2 separate regions of the Homo sapiens genome follow, and region 2 is linked to region 1. The links are chromatin loops, found by intact Hi-C in ENCODE. Cell type or tissue: breast epithelium. All regions are shown on one strand.

The links. Hi-C counts contacts between places; a loop is a spot of excess contacts. Peaks named below come from ENCODE experiments on the same cell type or tissue, not always from the same donor. Only the 100,000 strongest peaks of a DNase experiment are listed, where the experiment ranks them.
Region 2: a loop joins it to region 1, with 7 times the contacts of the local background. A loop is called at or near these places in 2 of 110 quality-filtered maps.

The regions. Positions count from the first base shown.
Region 1 is chr17:19,258,551-19,266,550 of GRCh38, forward strand. All of the region lies in intron 1 of EPN2 (epsin 2), which reads left to right. Among named protein-coding and RNA genes, the nearest start is that of EPN2-IT1, 8.8 kb to the right of the region's middle. In breast epithelium, no CTCF peak of the experiment used is centred here; no DNase peak of the experiment used is centred here; H3K27ac peaks cover 2,154 bases.
Region 2 is chr17:19,352,563-19,360,562 of GRCh38, forward strand. It overlaps B9D1 (B9 domain containing 1), which reads right to left. Exons shown (of 7, transcript NM_015681.6): 2 at 7,758-7,826; 3 at 5,278-5,389. Among named protein-coding and RNA genes, the nearest start is that of B9D1, 6.2 kb to the right of the region's middle. RefSeq lists an enhancer at 5,140-5,639. In breast epithelium, no CTCF peak of the experiment used is centred here; no DNase peak of the experiment used is centred here; H3K27ac peaks cover 1,362 bases.

The DNA.
Region 1 (8,000 bases):
TTATTGCCTCTCTTTTCAGGAGTTTTCAGAAGGGAAAACAGGCCAATTCCTCAGGAAATGTGTTTGCCTGAGACTCAGCAGCTAACTGTGATTTAACCTAGAGAGCTAGTCCAGGCTGTGGGTCTAGCCAGTGTCTAGTAATTTCCTTCTGGGGGCCCTTGGCGTCGATGCTGCGTGTGGACAGCGCGGTTTGTGAGACCCTGTGAGCAGGGTTCCCACACAGGGAAAGGTCTCTGGTTCCCTGCCCACTGGTGTTAGGCCCACCTGACTGGTCACAGAGCCAACCCCAGCCTTCCCACAAGAGTGCAGCCACAGGGGTGAGACCGCTGTGTCAATGAGTCTAGCCGACGGCCCACCACGTGTGTGGCCCATACACATTGGAAGTCTATGTGTGTGCCACATCATATTACCAACTGGTGGATATTTAAGAAATCCATTTGATAGAATTAAAAGGCTACTGTGAAGGAATCTTTTTTCCATTTGGAAGAAAAAATCAGTTTATAATTTGGAATGGGGAAACAAATATTATCTGCCTTCAAAGAAAAAAATTCATTATATAACATAGCGGCTGCTGAATCAAGTCTTGGAAATTTGTGATTTTTTGAAAACCGCCCTATAAGGCTTATGGAAATACAATTTGGAATCCATTAGCTTCAGGTGTTTCTCCTTTTGGTGATAGGGAAACATGGTTTTGCTGCTGTTTTTGTCAAATGTGAGAGTCGTAGGTTATTGATCTGGCATCTTTTGAGTGTTGGGTCTTTTTTTTTTTTTTTTTTTTTTGAGATGGAGTCTCATTCTGTCACCCAGGCTGGAGTGCAGTGGCACGATCTCGGCTCACTGCAAGCTCCACCTCCCGGGTTCACACCATTTTCCTGCCTCAGCCTCCTGAGTAGCTGGCACTACAGGCGCCTGCCACCACGCCTGGCTAACTTTTTGTATTTTTAGTAGAGACGGGGTTTCACCGTGTTAGCCAGGATGGTCTCAATCTCCTGACCTTGTGATCTGCCCGCCTCGGCCTCCCAAAGTGCTGGGTTTACAGGCATGAGCCACAGCGCCCGGCTGAGTATTGGGTCTTTAGGGGTCAAAACTTTTGATCTTTGCTTGCAGTTTTTGTTTTTTTCTCTTTTACACTCTCCCTGTTCCCTGATTAAATGAAGGCCAGGCTTGCCTAGTTCCAGGGAAAAGGCCAAGGGTGCCTAGAGCAAGGTGGATGGGACTTTGTTCGCAGATGGGCCTTGAGAGAGCGACCCCTCGCTCCTAAATGCCCGGAGGAAGGGACGGACTTCTTTATCTTTACCATGGGTATTCTGCCTTACTGCTTTGGCCTGTGGCGTTTCTTCACTTGCTTTTCCTCATTTTGCTTGGAATGTGCTTTGCCTGTTGCATACCCACCTCGTCTGCCCCCTTGCACACTCCATGGCTGGCCTAAAAGCCCAGTCTGCTGTCCTGTGCCCTTTAGACTTCCACTGTAGGATTATGTTTCCACACTCCCTGTGGACTGTGCCACTGGAGCTCTCTGCAGACAGGGACTGTGTCAGGTTGACCTCCATCCTTCAGCACCAGCCCAGTGCCTGGCAGGTAGCAGGAAAGCAGAAGCTGAGGAAGGACTTGCTGCACAAGTGGATGCCAGGAGCTCTGGTTCTTCCCTTCTTGAATCTGCTACCTTATGATGGGAGGGACACAGGGCTGTGCTGGATTTGTGCACGATGCTTTGGACAGCCCATGGGAGAGGGCCAGGAGGAAGGAAACCCAGACTGAGTGGATAGCAGGCTGGATGGGGGCATTGACAGTGGGGGAAGCATTAAAGGCCATTTATAGCCTTCCAAATGTGAAGCTGGAGGGGCCTGGAAGAGAGTCACAGAAAGGAAGGGACAGACGCGGGACGGTGCAGGGTCCCTGCCCTCCAGCTTCACAGGTCTTGGTAATGGGCTCTTACACGGGTTGGTGGCGGAAGGACACAGGTGGACCTGGGCTGGTGGTCACTCCTGGGCTGCTCTTGGCCCTGGCATCTGAGACCTGTTGGCCAAAGGCTTTGATGTGGCTCTGGTATTTTTTCTTTTTTTTGAGAATGGAACTTTTTTTTTTTTTAATGAAATGCTCTTTTGAATAGGCAATACAGTCACGTTTCTAAAATGAAAATATATTAAAATATATTTTAAGAAATTTTGCCCCTCACTCCTGATCTCATCTCTGTCCTCCCTCCTCCCTGGTAACCACCTGTAGCAGTTTGAATACCCTTCTAGTTTTTCTTAATGCAAGTACAGCAAACACAAATTGTGTATTATTATTTCTCCCTTTTCAGTAAATGAAAGATAGCATTCTGTGTGTACTGTTCTTCATCTTGTGCTTTTTTTAACTTATTGTAGAGATTTTTCCATATCAGTGCATGGAGAATGGTTGTCATTCTCTTTCAGCTGTGTTGCACTGTGAAGTTGTCCCTGTTTGAATACTCACCCCTGAGGAAAGGCACCTGGCTGTTTCCAGCTTGTTTCATGACATGCCGGCGACAGTTGTCTCACGTGCACATCGTTTCCCACATTGCAGTGGTCCTGCAGGGTGGCATCCCGCAGGCACATTGCTGAGTCAAAGAGGAAACACAGTTGTAATTTTGACAGATTTTGCCCAGTTGCCCTCTACAGGGCTTGTTCCATGTTGCACTCCCACTGGCGGTGTTGATGCCTGATTCCCCACTGACTCGTCAACACAAGGTGTAGTCAAATGCTTGGAGTTCTGCCAGCCTGACACTTGTAAATAATATCTCAGTATAGTTTTAATTTGTATTTTTCTGAAGAGGAGCTGATCATGTTGTCATATGTTTAAGGACCATTTATAGTTTTCTGTGGACAGTTCTTCGATTTTTCTCTTGGGTTATTGGTTTTTTCTCAATTTCTGAAGGTGTTTTTTATATTTTTGGAAGGTTAGTTCATTGTCTTATGAGTTATAAATTTTTTTCAGGCTAGGAATTATTCTGATCTAGGCAGAGTCTTTAAATAATTCTATTCCTCCCCTTCCCTCTGCCCCATCTCCTTATGTTTGAAGATTTGGACAGTGGCTTTGGGACAGAACCACACCTTTGGCTTCCTTCCAGGATTTAAGTTAATTGGCCTTAGACACATTTTCGGTATGAACTTATGATAGCGTGGATGTGTTTGAGGTGTATCAGGATGGGCTACATGATGTGAGAACAGCCAACCCTCTCACCTCAGTGGCCTAACAGCAGAGGCTCATTTCTTTTTCATGGGGCATGTCCAGTGTATGTAGTCAGGAGACTTCACTCATAGTCACTCATGAACCTAGGATGATGGTGGCACAAGCTTTTTGTTTTGTCTTATTTTGTTTTGTTAACAGTTTTATTGGCTGGGAGTGGTGGCTCACACCTGTAATCCCAGGACTTTGGGAGGCCAAGGTGGGTGTATCACTTGAGGTCAGGAGTTCGAGACCAGCCTGGCCAACGTGGTGAAACCCATCTCTACTAAAAATACAAAAATCAGCCAGGCATGGTGGCGCATCCCTGTAGTCCCAGCTACTTGGGAGGCTGAGGCAGGAGAATTGCTTGAACCCAGGAGGCAGAGGTTGCAATGAGCTGAGATTGTGCCACTGCACTCCAGCCTGAGCAACAGAGCAAGACTCCATCTAAAAAAAAACAGGCCAGGTGCAGTGGCTCATGCCTGCAATCCCAGCACTTTGGGAGGCCAAGGCGGGCGGACCACCTGAGGTCGGGAGTTCAAGACCAGCCTGACCAACATGGAGAAACCCTGTCTCTACTAAAAATACAAAATTAGCTGGGTGTAGTGGCACATGCCTGTAATCCCAGCTACTTAGGAGGCTGAGGCAGGAGAATCGCTTGGACCCAGGAGGCGGAGGTTGCCGTGAGCCGAGATCACACCACTGCACTCCAGCCTGGGCAACAGGAGCGTTAAAACTCCATCTCAAAAACAAAACAAAACAAAACAAAAACAGTTTTATTGATGCATAATTTATTTGCCATGCAATAAAGTTCACCATCAGCATAATCTTATTTTAGAACATTTTATTACCCCCAAAAGCAACCCTGTACCCATTAAGCAGTCATTTCCCCTCCCATTCTCTCCAGCCCCTGGCAACTGCAATAAAGTTCACCATCAGCATAATCTTATTTTAGAACATTTTATTACCCCCAAAAGCAACCCTGTACCCATTAAGCAGTCATTTCCCCTCCCATTCTCTCCAGCCCCTGGCAACTATCAGTCTGCTTTCTGTCTCTGTGGATTTGCCTGTTCTGGACATTCCACATAAATGGAGTCATACAGTGTGTGGGCTTTTGTGTTTGGCTTCTTACATTCAGTGTAATGTTGTCGAGGTTCATCCATATGGTAGAATGGGCCAGAACTTCCTTTTTAAGGCTGAATAATATTCCATTGTGTGGATAGATCACATGTTGTTGATCTGTTCATCAATTGGACAAAGTTGTTTCCAGTCTTTGGCAGTCGTGAGTAACACAGCTGTGAACATGGTACATGAGTCCCTGTGTAGACATGCTTTCCTGTCTCTGGATAGATAAGGAGGCTCCATCCTGACATAGGCACCCACTGTCACCACCGCAGGGAATGTGGCACCTGCCTTTTACTGTTCAGCAGAGAGTGACACACATCATTTCTATCTCATCTCATTGCCGTGCCATGGCTGACTTCAGAGGAGGTGGGAAAATGCACTTCTGTCATAGGCCTAGAAGTGGGTGAACTGGAAATACTTGGTGACTAGGATCAGTACTTTAGAAGAGAAGAGAAGTGGGGCCCATCCCTGGGGCCCATGAGAGTGGTTTTGTTTGGACAAGTCATTCCGGAAAGCGTTCACTAGTAAGGAGGGAGTTCCAGGATAGAAATTACGTGGGTTGGCCTTGAAAGCTGGTTGGTGGAAAAACCTCACATCTTCCAAGGAGCGTCTTAGATGGGTATGATGATATTGGAACAGAGAAGGGCAACCACATAGAAGTAATATAAGTAGAATGGAGGTTTAGGATTGAGCACTTCTGAGTTTCACAGGAGGCATTGTGGCTGAGAGCTTCATCCCAGTTCTGTGATTTGCTGTATGTTATCCTCTCTCTTGTGTAATGCCTGCCTTGCAAAAGTGCAGCAAGATCAGTGCCATGAAACCCCTGGGTCAGTGCCTGGCACATGGTAGGCATTCAGTAAATTATAGCTGTCACCTTGGTGCATTTGACCAGCAGCAGCTGAGTCTGCAGTCACTGAGTCACCAGACCTGGCCTTCCTGAGGCCTTGGGCTTATGTTTTCCTTGTGAGGCATAAATATGCTGAAGAACATCCCTGTTTTCTTGGCCTGGTCCTCCCTGTGGTGGCTGAAGGAAAGAGGGGGGCTGGAGCGAGAAGGGGGGTTAGGGGCATGGATGTAGCCAGTGTATATTTGGAGGGCAAGTAAACAGTTCTTCCTTGGCCTCTCGGCACAAGTTTCTAAAGTAGAGCGATTTCTGAGTTTAGGAGCAGCTGGGCAGATCTGCACACGCACCCAGTTGTCAGTGCTGGAAACGCGCCCCTTTATTATTATTTTTCTAAACAAAGCAGGACAATGGCAGTGTAAACATTGTTTGAACAAAAAGCATTTGGCCAATGGAGATAAAACCAAAAGGAAAATAACAACTTTGATTTCCTTTTGGTTTTGTGTTTTGACATTTGGTAGCATACTTCTAATCTTTTAGGAATTATAAAAATTATATGGTTTGCGAACTCCAGTTTGTTTATGCTGTTAAATTTAGTGCGAAGTAAACTAAAAAATTCCCCTCCTGTTGGGATGTCAGCTTGCTCCCATTTTTGTTTTTCTTTGAGAGGCATGGTCAAAGGACCAGTGGGACCTGAAGAGGGCCCGTCAAAAGCATGTGAGGCATGTGGGGAAACCTGTAGTGAAGCAGAAAGTGCAGCCTTATTTCCTACAGCTCTCTCATGTTCCTTATCTTGCTGATTCTCGCTGGCTGCCATTTCCATTTTACAAATGAGGAAACTAAACTGAGATTCAGTGAGGTGACTAAAAGGTGCTGGGTAGAGCAGTGATCTTTTCATTCTGCCAGGTAGTTATTTTAAAACTTACCAATATTCATAGGCCATGTTTTATGTTCAGTGAGGGCATTTGTGGTTTGGTAAGGGTGTAGAGAGGATCAGAGAGCTTGGAGGAAGGGAGAGAGAAAGGGGGGAGTGTGTGAGCAGGTGGGGCTGGACTCGGTGCCCTGTAGAGTCATTCATTCTTGCAGCAGATGTGTGCCAGGCACTGTGCCAGGCCCAGCATGCAGCATCAAGGAGACAGTCGGGGTCTCTGTCCCTTGAGAGCCTGCAGTCCAGAGGTCGTGGGAGGAAGGAAGGAGGGTGGAGGGAAAGCCGGAAGCCCAGGCGAGCTCCAAGGCCTCTGGCTCAGTCAGCTGGGCAGCAGGTGGTGGATCCTGGGCAGAGCATCCCTGGAGGGAAGGAGAAGGGGGCAGGTGTGGAGCTGGGGATGATAGGTTCGGTTTTGTCCTGAAACTGGAGGGGAAGGTGGCATGGTGCAGAGGTGTGTACCAGTGACCAAGAAGGTCCGGTGGCCAGGCATGGTGGCTCACACTTACAATCTCAGCACTTTGGGATGCCGAGACAGGAGGATTGCTTGAGCCCAGGAGTTCGAGACCAGCCTGGCCAACATAGGGAAACCCCATCTCTACAAAAAATAATAAGCTGGGCTTGATGGTGCACACCTGTACTTAGGAGACTGAGGTAAGAGAATCACTTGTGCCTGGGAGGTCCAGGCTGTAATCAGCTATGATTGTGCTACTGTACTCCATCTTGGGTGACAGTGAGACCCTTTCTCAGGAAAAAAAAAAAAAAGAACGTCTAGGAAGTTACATGCGGTCTCACACAAAGGTGTCTGAACTATTCGTTGGTGGTCATTAGAAGGTGAAGACACTTCCCAAGCATGCACTGCTCTGCATGGGGCAGAAAGGCATGATCTCTTCATTCTCTGCTTCCCTGGCACTGGATGGTTCTCTTGTGTCCCTGCCCTGCTCTTGGCCCTTTCTTGGACTTGGCCGATGTCTACTTGCCTCCTCCTTAATTGCATTCTTGTCCCCATCTTCCTCTGCTCTCTCTCTCTCCCTTATGCCTCTCACCTGCTCCTCTGAGATGAACATGTTGGCCACAGTGCCCCTCCTGTGCCCTGGTCCTGGGCACCAGCTCCACTAGGCCATTTTCATTCTCCTCCAGGCCTGTCCTGCCAGCACCTCCAGCCATGTTTGTTTGAAATAAAACTAAGTATGCTGCCTCCTGCCTTCGTCTGGAACCTCTCCACCTTCCCTTTCTGTTAAGGGTGACTCCGTCCTCCTGGCTATTCCACCCCTTCTACCCCACCCACACTGACATTTGGTCATCAGGGTTCATGTTTCCACTCTGTTTATGTCCATCACCTTCCTTTCCCATTCCCCCGCAGCTGGATTCAGGCTCTGGACTCTGCTCATTGTGTTGTGTGGCTTCTCAGTCGTCTTTCTGTCTTCCTACTTCCGCCTCTGCCCTAATCCTTTCTCCCACTGCTGCTTGATCAAGATTCAGAAATACCATCCTGAAGACGTGAGTTCCCTGCTCCAAACAAAAATAAAAAATCAACCTTAGTAGCTTTGCCTTCCCCAGTATTTCCCAACATAATTTTAAGTGGCATACAGTTGAATGTTCTTAGTTTTAATCTTTGTCTTAGAAATGCCATAGTATTTTGGCAGTTCCTCAAAAGTTAAACGTGTAGTTACCATATGACCCAGCAGCTTCACTCCTCAGTATATACCCAGGAGAACTGAAAACTTGTCCACACAAACACCCCATAGATGTCCATCTCAACATTATTATTTATTTTATTTTTTTTTTTTTTTGAGACGGAGTCTCGCTCTGTCGCCCAGGCTGGAGTGCAGTGGCGCGATCTTGGCCCACTGCAAGCTCCGCCTCCCGGGTTCGTGCCATTCTCCTGCCTCAGCCTCCGGAGTAGCTGAGACTACAGGCGCC
Region 2 (8,000 bases), 94 kb after region 1:
CCAGGCTGGAGTGCAATGGCATGATCTTGGCTCACTGCAACCTCCACCTCCCGGGTTCAAGTGATTGTCCTGCCTCAGCCTCCCGAGTAGCTGGAATTACAGGTACGTGCCACCATGCCTGGCTAATTTTGTATTTTTAGTAGAGACAGGGTTTCTCCATGTTGGCCAGGCTGGTCTCGAACTCCCGACCTCAGGGGATCCGCCCGCCTTGGCCTCCCAAAGTACTGGGATTACAGGCATGAGCCACTGCGCCCAGCCTATGCCTGGCTAATTTTTAATATTTTTAGTAGAGATGGGGTTTCACCATGTTGGCCAGGCTGGTCTCGAACTCCTGACATCAGGTGATCCACCCGTTTTGGCCTCCGAAAGTGCTGGGATTACAGGCGTGAGCCACCACACACAGCCTTCTTTTACTACTTCTTTTTTTTTTTTGAGATGGAGTCTCACTCTGTCGCCAGGCTGGAGTGTAGTGACGCGATCTCAGCTCACTGCTATCTCCACCTCCTGGGTTCAAGCGATTCCCCTGCCTCACCCTCCTGAGTAGCTGGGGCTACAGAAGCCCACCACCACACCTGGCTAATTTTTTGTATTTTAGTAGAGATGGGGTTTCACCATGTTGGCCAGGCTGGTCTTGAACTCCTGACCTCGTGATCCACCCGCCTCAGCCTCCCAAAATGCTGGGATTATAGGCATGAGCCACCGTACCCAGCCACTAATTTCTTAAGAGAGATGCTGAAATCATTAATTTTTCAGCCTATTTTCTTCTCTAACATGCATTTAAAATTACAAAATTGGTCAGGCGCAGTGCCTCAGGTCTGTAATCCCAGCACTTTGGGAGGCTGAGGTGGGTGGATCACCTGATGTCAGGAGTTGAGACCAGCCTGGCCAACATGGTGAAACCCCATCTCTAATAAAAACACAAAAAAAATCAGCTGGGCATAGTGGCAGGCGCCTGTAATCCCAGCTACTTGGGAGGGTGAGGCAGGAGAATCATTTGAACCCGGGAGGCAGGTTTGCAGTGAGCCAAGACCGCCCGCCATTGCACTCCAGCCTGGGCAACAAAAACGAGACTTCATTTCAAAAAATAAATAAATACGACCAGGCATGGTGGCTCACGCCTGTAATCCCAGCCCTTTGGGAGGCCGAGGTGGGCGGATCATTTGAGGTCAGGAGTTCGAGACCAGCATGACCAACATGGAAAAATCCTGTCTCTACTAAAAATACAAAATTAGCCGGGCGTGGTGGTACATGCCTGTAATCCCAGCTACTAAGGAGGCTGAGGCAGGAGAATCGGTTGAACTCAGGAGCAGGAGGTTGCAGTGAGCCGAGATCGTGCCATTGCACTCCTGCCTGGGCAACAAGAGCAAAACTCTGTCTCAAAAAATTAAATAAATAAATAAAAATTAAAAATAAAATAAAATGACAAAATTTCCCTCTATCCATGACTTTAACTGCCCCCTGCAAATTCAAATAGCTCAGTATTTTTATTATCATTCAATTCAAAATTCCATTATTCCATCAGTATTTCTTCTTTGACATATGGGTTGTTTTTAGAAGTTATTTTCTTATTTTTCAAACATATGGAGATTTTTCTCATTATCCTTGCTATTGGTCCCTAGCTTAAGTTCACTGTGGTCAAAGAAAATACTCCACTCCTCCTGAAAAGCTAAAAGAATTCCAATGTACTGGCGCTGACTCACTACCGGATCACCACTGACAGCTGAGTCTACTTGCTTTACTGCCTCTCCCCATGCCTCAGTCAACTCTTCCTACTTGTGAGGAATTTCAAAGTAAATCACAGATCTCTGGACACTTTCCCCAAAATACTTCACTATGCATGTCAGCAAATAGAGCTCAATATTTGTTCACAGTTCTTTTGAGATAAAATTTATGCATAATGAAACATAAATCTTAAAGTGTACTATTCAATGGATTTTGACAAATGCATACATCTGTGTACTAGCTGCTTTCAAGATTTTCTTTTTGGCTGGGTGCAGTGGCTCATGCCTGTAATCTCAGCACTTTGGGAGGCTGAGGTGGCTGGATCATGAGGTCAGGAGTTCAAGACCAGCCTGGCCAAAATGGTGAAACCCCATCTCTACTAAAAATACAAAAATTAGCCAGGCATGGTGGCAGGCACCTGTAATCCCCAGCTACTCAGGAGGCTGAGGCGGAGAATTGCTTGAACCTGGGAGGCGGAGGTTGCAGTGAGCCGAGATCGCGCCACTGCACTACAGCCTGGGTGACAGAGCAAGACTCCGTCTCGAAAAAAAGAGAAAAAAAAGATTTTCTTTTTGTCTTTGGTTTTCAACTGTTTGATTATCATGCACCTAGGGGTGGGTTTCTTCCATTTATCCTGCTTGAGTTTTGTCTTCTTGAATTTGTGGCTTGATGTCTCTCATCATTTTTGAAAAGAATTGTAGCTATTTATCCCTTCCAATATTGTCTCCAGCTTGTCCTCTCCCCCTCCTTCCAGGATTCCAATTCCATATGGCAGACTTTCAGTATTCTCTGTCTCCTACCTTCTCATCTATATTTTCTATTCTTGGGTTTCACTGTAGATATTTTCCTTTGACCTTTCAGTATATAGTTATCTCTTCAGCTGTGTTTAATCTGCTGAATTCCTGCTTTTGGTTATCATATTTTTCAATTCTAGAATTTCTATTACAATGTTTAAAAAATATGGCCAGGCATGGGGCTCAAGCCTGTAACACCAGAACTTTCTTAGGCCAAGGTGGGAGGATTGCCTGAGCTCAGGAGTTCAAGACCAGCCTGGCCAACATGGTGAAACCCTGTATCTACTAAAAATACAAAAAATTAGCCGGACATGGTGGTGCATGCCTGTAGTCCCAGCTACTGGGGAGGCTGAGGCATAAGAATCGCTTGAATCCAGGAGGTAGAGGTTGCAATGAGCTGAAATGGCGCCACTTTACTCAGAAAGACAGAGCAAGACTCTGTCTGCAATTAAAAAAAAAAAAAAAAATCGGCTGGGCGTGGTGGCTCACGCCTGTAATCCCAGCACTTTGGGAGGCTGAGGCGGGCAGATCACGAGGTCAGGAGATCGAGACCATCCTGGCTAACACGGTGAAACCCCGTCTCTACTAAAAATACAAAAAAAAAAATTAGCCGGGCACGGTGGTGGGTGCCTGTAGTCCCAGCTACTCGAGAGGCTGAGGCAGGAGAATGGCATGAACCCAGGAGGCAGAGCTTGCAGTGAGCTGAGATCGTGCCACTGCACTCCAGCCTGGGCAACAGAGCAAGACTCAGTCTCAAAAAAAAAAGTCAGGCTTCCTAGTTCTCTGCCATAATTCTCAGTCTGTTTTATCTCTTTTGATCATAGTAAAAATATATCTGACAATTTCAGTGTCTAGAGATTCTGTTTATCTCTATTGCTTTATTGCCTTATTTTTGCTGGTTATCATTTATGTTGTCTTGGTTCTTGTGTGCCTCATTATATGCCAGATACTACATTTGAAAAAATATATAGAAATAATTTTATGTCTATGAGATGTTATCTTTCTCCAAAGAGTTTTCTTTCTTTTTTTTTGAGACAGGGTCTCACTTTGTCACCCAGGCTGGAGTGCAGTGGCATAATCTCTGCTCACTGCAGCCTCGACCTCCTAGGCTCCAGCGATCCTTCTGCCTCAGCCCCCCAAGTAGCTAAGATTACAGGCGCCCACCCCCATGCCAAGCTAATTTTCGTATTTTTAGTAGAGAGAGATTTTTGCCATATTGCCCAGGCTGGTCTTAAACTCCTGAGCTCAGGCGATCTGCCTGCCTCAGCCTCCCAAAGTGCTGGAATTACAGGCATGAGCCACCATGCCCAGCCCAAAGAGGTTTCTAATTTGTTTTTGTCAGGTGCCTTGGTGTAACAATCTTGGAGCTGAATAGAAGAATCAGGAGGTTGAAATCATCAGGGGCTGAGCTGAAATCCCTGTGAGGCTGCTCTGCTTCCATCTCTCCCTTATTCCTAGGGCAGCTCTTTGAGGTCTTAACCCAGTTGGTGAGATTTACCTGAGGCCCTCCTCCCAACCCCTTGGAAGGCTCTGAACATCAGTTTTTTTGTGTCCTGGACCCAGAGAGGCTGTCAAAAGTCTTGATCAGTCTCTCAATCACCTCTATTGAAATCAGCAAACACTCCCAGAGGAGATGGGATTGGGGTAACCTCTCTGGATTTCTGTTCTCCTGGATCTTGCCTGGTAAATCTCTTCTACTTTGCTAGCTCTCTGATGCCTCTGAGGTAGTTGCTTTTTGTTTTTGCTTTTGTGTATTACATTTACCTCTCCTACCTGTCCTCGGCAGGAGGAGGTTCGTCCAGTACCTACAGTACCTATTGCACTGTTCCAGGAAGTCTATTGAAACTTCCTACTCATGGATGATGACAGCAGGATGGAATTCCCTGCTCAGGAGGACCACCAAGCATTTTCTGCTCCAGACCCTCCACACCGTGGTAAGCCTAGGCCCAGGCCACGTGCAGTAGAAAGGCCTAGATTGTGAAATCAGATGGGCCTGAATTAAAATCCACACTTGGTCACTAGATGTAAAGCAGAAGGCAAATGATGTCAATTTTGAGTGTCAGTTTCCTTATATGGGAAAAGAAATGGAGAGAAATCTCTCCAGCAGGTATGATTGGGAAGCTCGGATAAGTCCACACAGTGAAAGTATTCATAGTCCCCATGGAGACTAAGCCCAGGCTTTGTGCACAGTAGGCACTTATGAAGTGCAAGTGAACAATCAGAATGGTTAATAACCACCAGCCAAGGTAGAAAGTAAGCAATGCCAGCCAGGAAGCCCTTGGGAAAGAGGTTAGACATAGGACGTGGGAATGGTATCCAGACAGATGGATCGGCATGAATAAAGCTCAGATGAAGAAAGTTGAGGGACTAGCACAGGAGGAGAAAGTGCCAGGGTCTAGCCGGAACACAACACGCCATGGGAAGTCAGCAGGCACAGAGTCAGGCCTCCAGGCCAAACAGCCACAGTCCTGCATGCCAGGGTGGGGAGCCTGCCTTTTACAGGCGTGGCCACTAGCCCTGATGCACTCTGAACTTCCAGAAGGCCAGCTGCACAGCCTGTAGCAGATGAAGGGGGTGAGTGGGGATGAGGAAGAAGAGGAGGGAAAGGGACAGATGGCGAGAGAGAACGTTGAGGGCTGCTTCAAGAGCCCAGGTGACAATCTGAATGTGAACAGTCATGGGCTGGATGAGGCAGAGGCTGTCTTGGGGGTGCTGTGTGAAAGCTCTGCCACCCTACCCCACAGGGCCCCTGCAGACTCACAGCCGTAGGGGTTGGTGCTTTTAAAGGTGACATCAATGGGGAAGTTCCACACCAGTGCTTGCCGCACATCTTGGCTCTTGGATGTGATCTGTGAGATCCCCTCCTCCAGACCCTGTGAGGACAGTGACACAGACGGCTGGATTCAGAGCAGAGCCAAGCTGCTGCGGCTCCTCCCCTTACCTTCAGCAGGCAGTTGGGAGGGCTGTTTTCTCAGCTGTCTTCTCCCAAGACACGAACTTCCAAACAAAGGGGACTAAGAGATGATGGAGTACCTCTTTAAGTCTGGTACTTTAACGCCGTAGCTTGACAACCCTGGGAGGCCAGCCACTCTCCCGGGCACAAGGGCACTAGATCTGGTCCCAAGCTCTTGCCCCACTGAAGGAATGGTCCAGCATGCTTACACTCTCCTGCATCCCCACCCTCACCTGAGTATCCCCATCCTCACCTGAGTATCCCCATCGGTAAATACGTAAATGTGTTTTCTCCATCAAAAATAGTCCTCTTTCAACTCTGCGGCTTCTTCCACCCACCAACCCTTTCTCTGCTCCCTTTATAGCAAAACTGCCTCAAAGAGCTGCCACACTCACCGGCTCCAATTCCTCCCCTGCTATTCTTTTGTGACCCCACTCCAATGTGACTGCTGGCTCCAGCACTCTACCAAAGGGTTTTCTCCATTAATGCCCGTGACCAACATTGCTAGATCCAATGGTCATTTCTCTATCCTCGTGTTACTTGACCCATCAGCAGCACCTGATGCAGCTGCTTACTCCTTGATACACTGTCTTCCCTTGGCTTCTGGGTCTCTCCACTGCACAGGGTGGCCCCTGCTCAGTGGCTCTTGCTGGTTCCTTCTCAGTGTTGCCGTCCTAAGGCTGCATCTTTGGCCAGCTCCTCTACCTGTACTTGGTGATCTCATCCATCTCATGGCTTTCAATGTGCTCTAGATGTCGATGATTCCCAAATTTATGTCTCCAGCCTGGTCCTTGCCTCTGCACTCTGGATCAGCACCTCCTCTTGGATATCCAGTGGGTGCCTCAACCTTAACCCACACCAGGCTGAGCTCCAGGTAGCTCTCCCCAATCTGTTCTTCTCACTGAAAGGCAGCTGCCTACTTCTAAGTGCTCAGGCTAAAAGCCCTGCTGTGAATCCTAACTCCTCCTTCTCTCAGACCTCACATCCATCAAAAGAACCCAGCGGCTCTATCTTCAGAATATACTTGCAGTCCAGCCCCTCCCACCACCCCACTGCCACTGCCCTCCTCTCCCATCTCCACTGCTGTCAGAGCCAACTGGGCTGCCTGCTCTTGCCCTTTCCCCCCGAGTCTATCCTTGTCGTAGAAGCCAGGGAATCTTCTAAAAACATAAGTCAGATCACTTTCTCTGCTGAAAGTTCTCCAGTGGGATCCCATCTCCCTTTGAGTAAAGGTCACAGTCCTTACTCTGACAAGACCTGCCCAGGTGCCTCTCTGCTCCAGCCACTCTCCTGCTGGCTCGCTCTCCAGTGGCCACACAGCCTCCTTGCTGGTCCTCAAACATGCCAGGCAAGCTCCTGCTCCAGGGCCTTTGCACTCTCTGCTGTTTCTGCCTGGACAGTTCTCACGGGTTTCCACATGGCTTGTTCCCTCACTTCCTTCAGGTCTTTCCTCAAAAGTTACTTTCTCGGCAAGGCCCTCCCTGGCAGCCTTAGCGAGATCGCAGCCTCCTTCTCATCACTCATCCCTGTCACTTCCTGGCTTGGTCTCCCCTCACACTTCTGGCTTACTAACATCCTAGAATATGCACTCCTTATTATCTGACCCCCCAGCAAGAACGTGCGCTCCGGGAAGGCAGGGTCTTCTGGTTTGGCTTTGCTCACCCCTGCATCCCCAGCACCCAGAAGACAATCAATAAAGGGAAAAGAAGGATTATCATCTCAGTTGTACAAATGAGGAAACTGAGGCTCAGAGAGCTTAAATAAGTTCAGTCTCCTTTTCTTAAACTGCTATGAAGATGAAACAAGTGCTTTGCAAACAGCAGAGCACAGAGCGGGCTGAAGTTGTCACCACAGTCCCTCACCTGGTGGAGGCAAGCTACCCCTTGGGAAGTCCTGGAAGGAGAGCTCCTACTCTGTCTTTTTACTCCAGGTCCTCCCCACTGGCTGAGGAGAGGCCAAATGGTGAGCGGACTGGCCAGAGTGTCCACAGCTCAGCCACGTCCAGGCTGGCTCACTGGGGCCTGCCTCCTACTGCAGGTGTTGCTCTTTGCTGCCCCGGGGAAGCTCACAGGGTAGGGCTTCTGAGTGCAGTCTTGGTGGATGGATCAGGGAGTCCAACCATGGCTGTGTCCTCTGCTCCCGCTTTACCAGGAACACTCATGTTTGGGTTCCCCTGAACTCAGTCTCTACCTCTTAACTTGTTCTGAATGGGGAGGGGAAGGATATGACACCTTCAGAAACCCCAAAAGTCATGAAGGCGGTAAGGGAGGCCCAAGAGTCCAGCTTACCGCTGTGGGGGCCCAGTCCTGGCCGTACACAAAGCAGTACTTGCAGTAGAGGTCATCATACTCTGGAAACTGAAAAAAGCACAGACAGATTCTGTCGACTGGTATTCATGCTGAGGCCAATGCATTTGCTAGGCAGGTGCAGCCAAGGGGAATTCTGAACGTGAGACACCTGGGAGTGGGTCTAAGAGACGGCTGGAGATGTGTTCAGAGGAGAGGCTGAGGACCAAGAAGCGGGAGTCCACG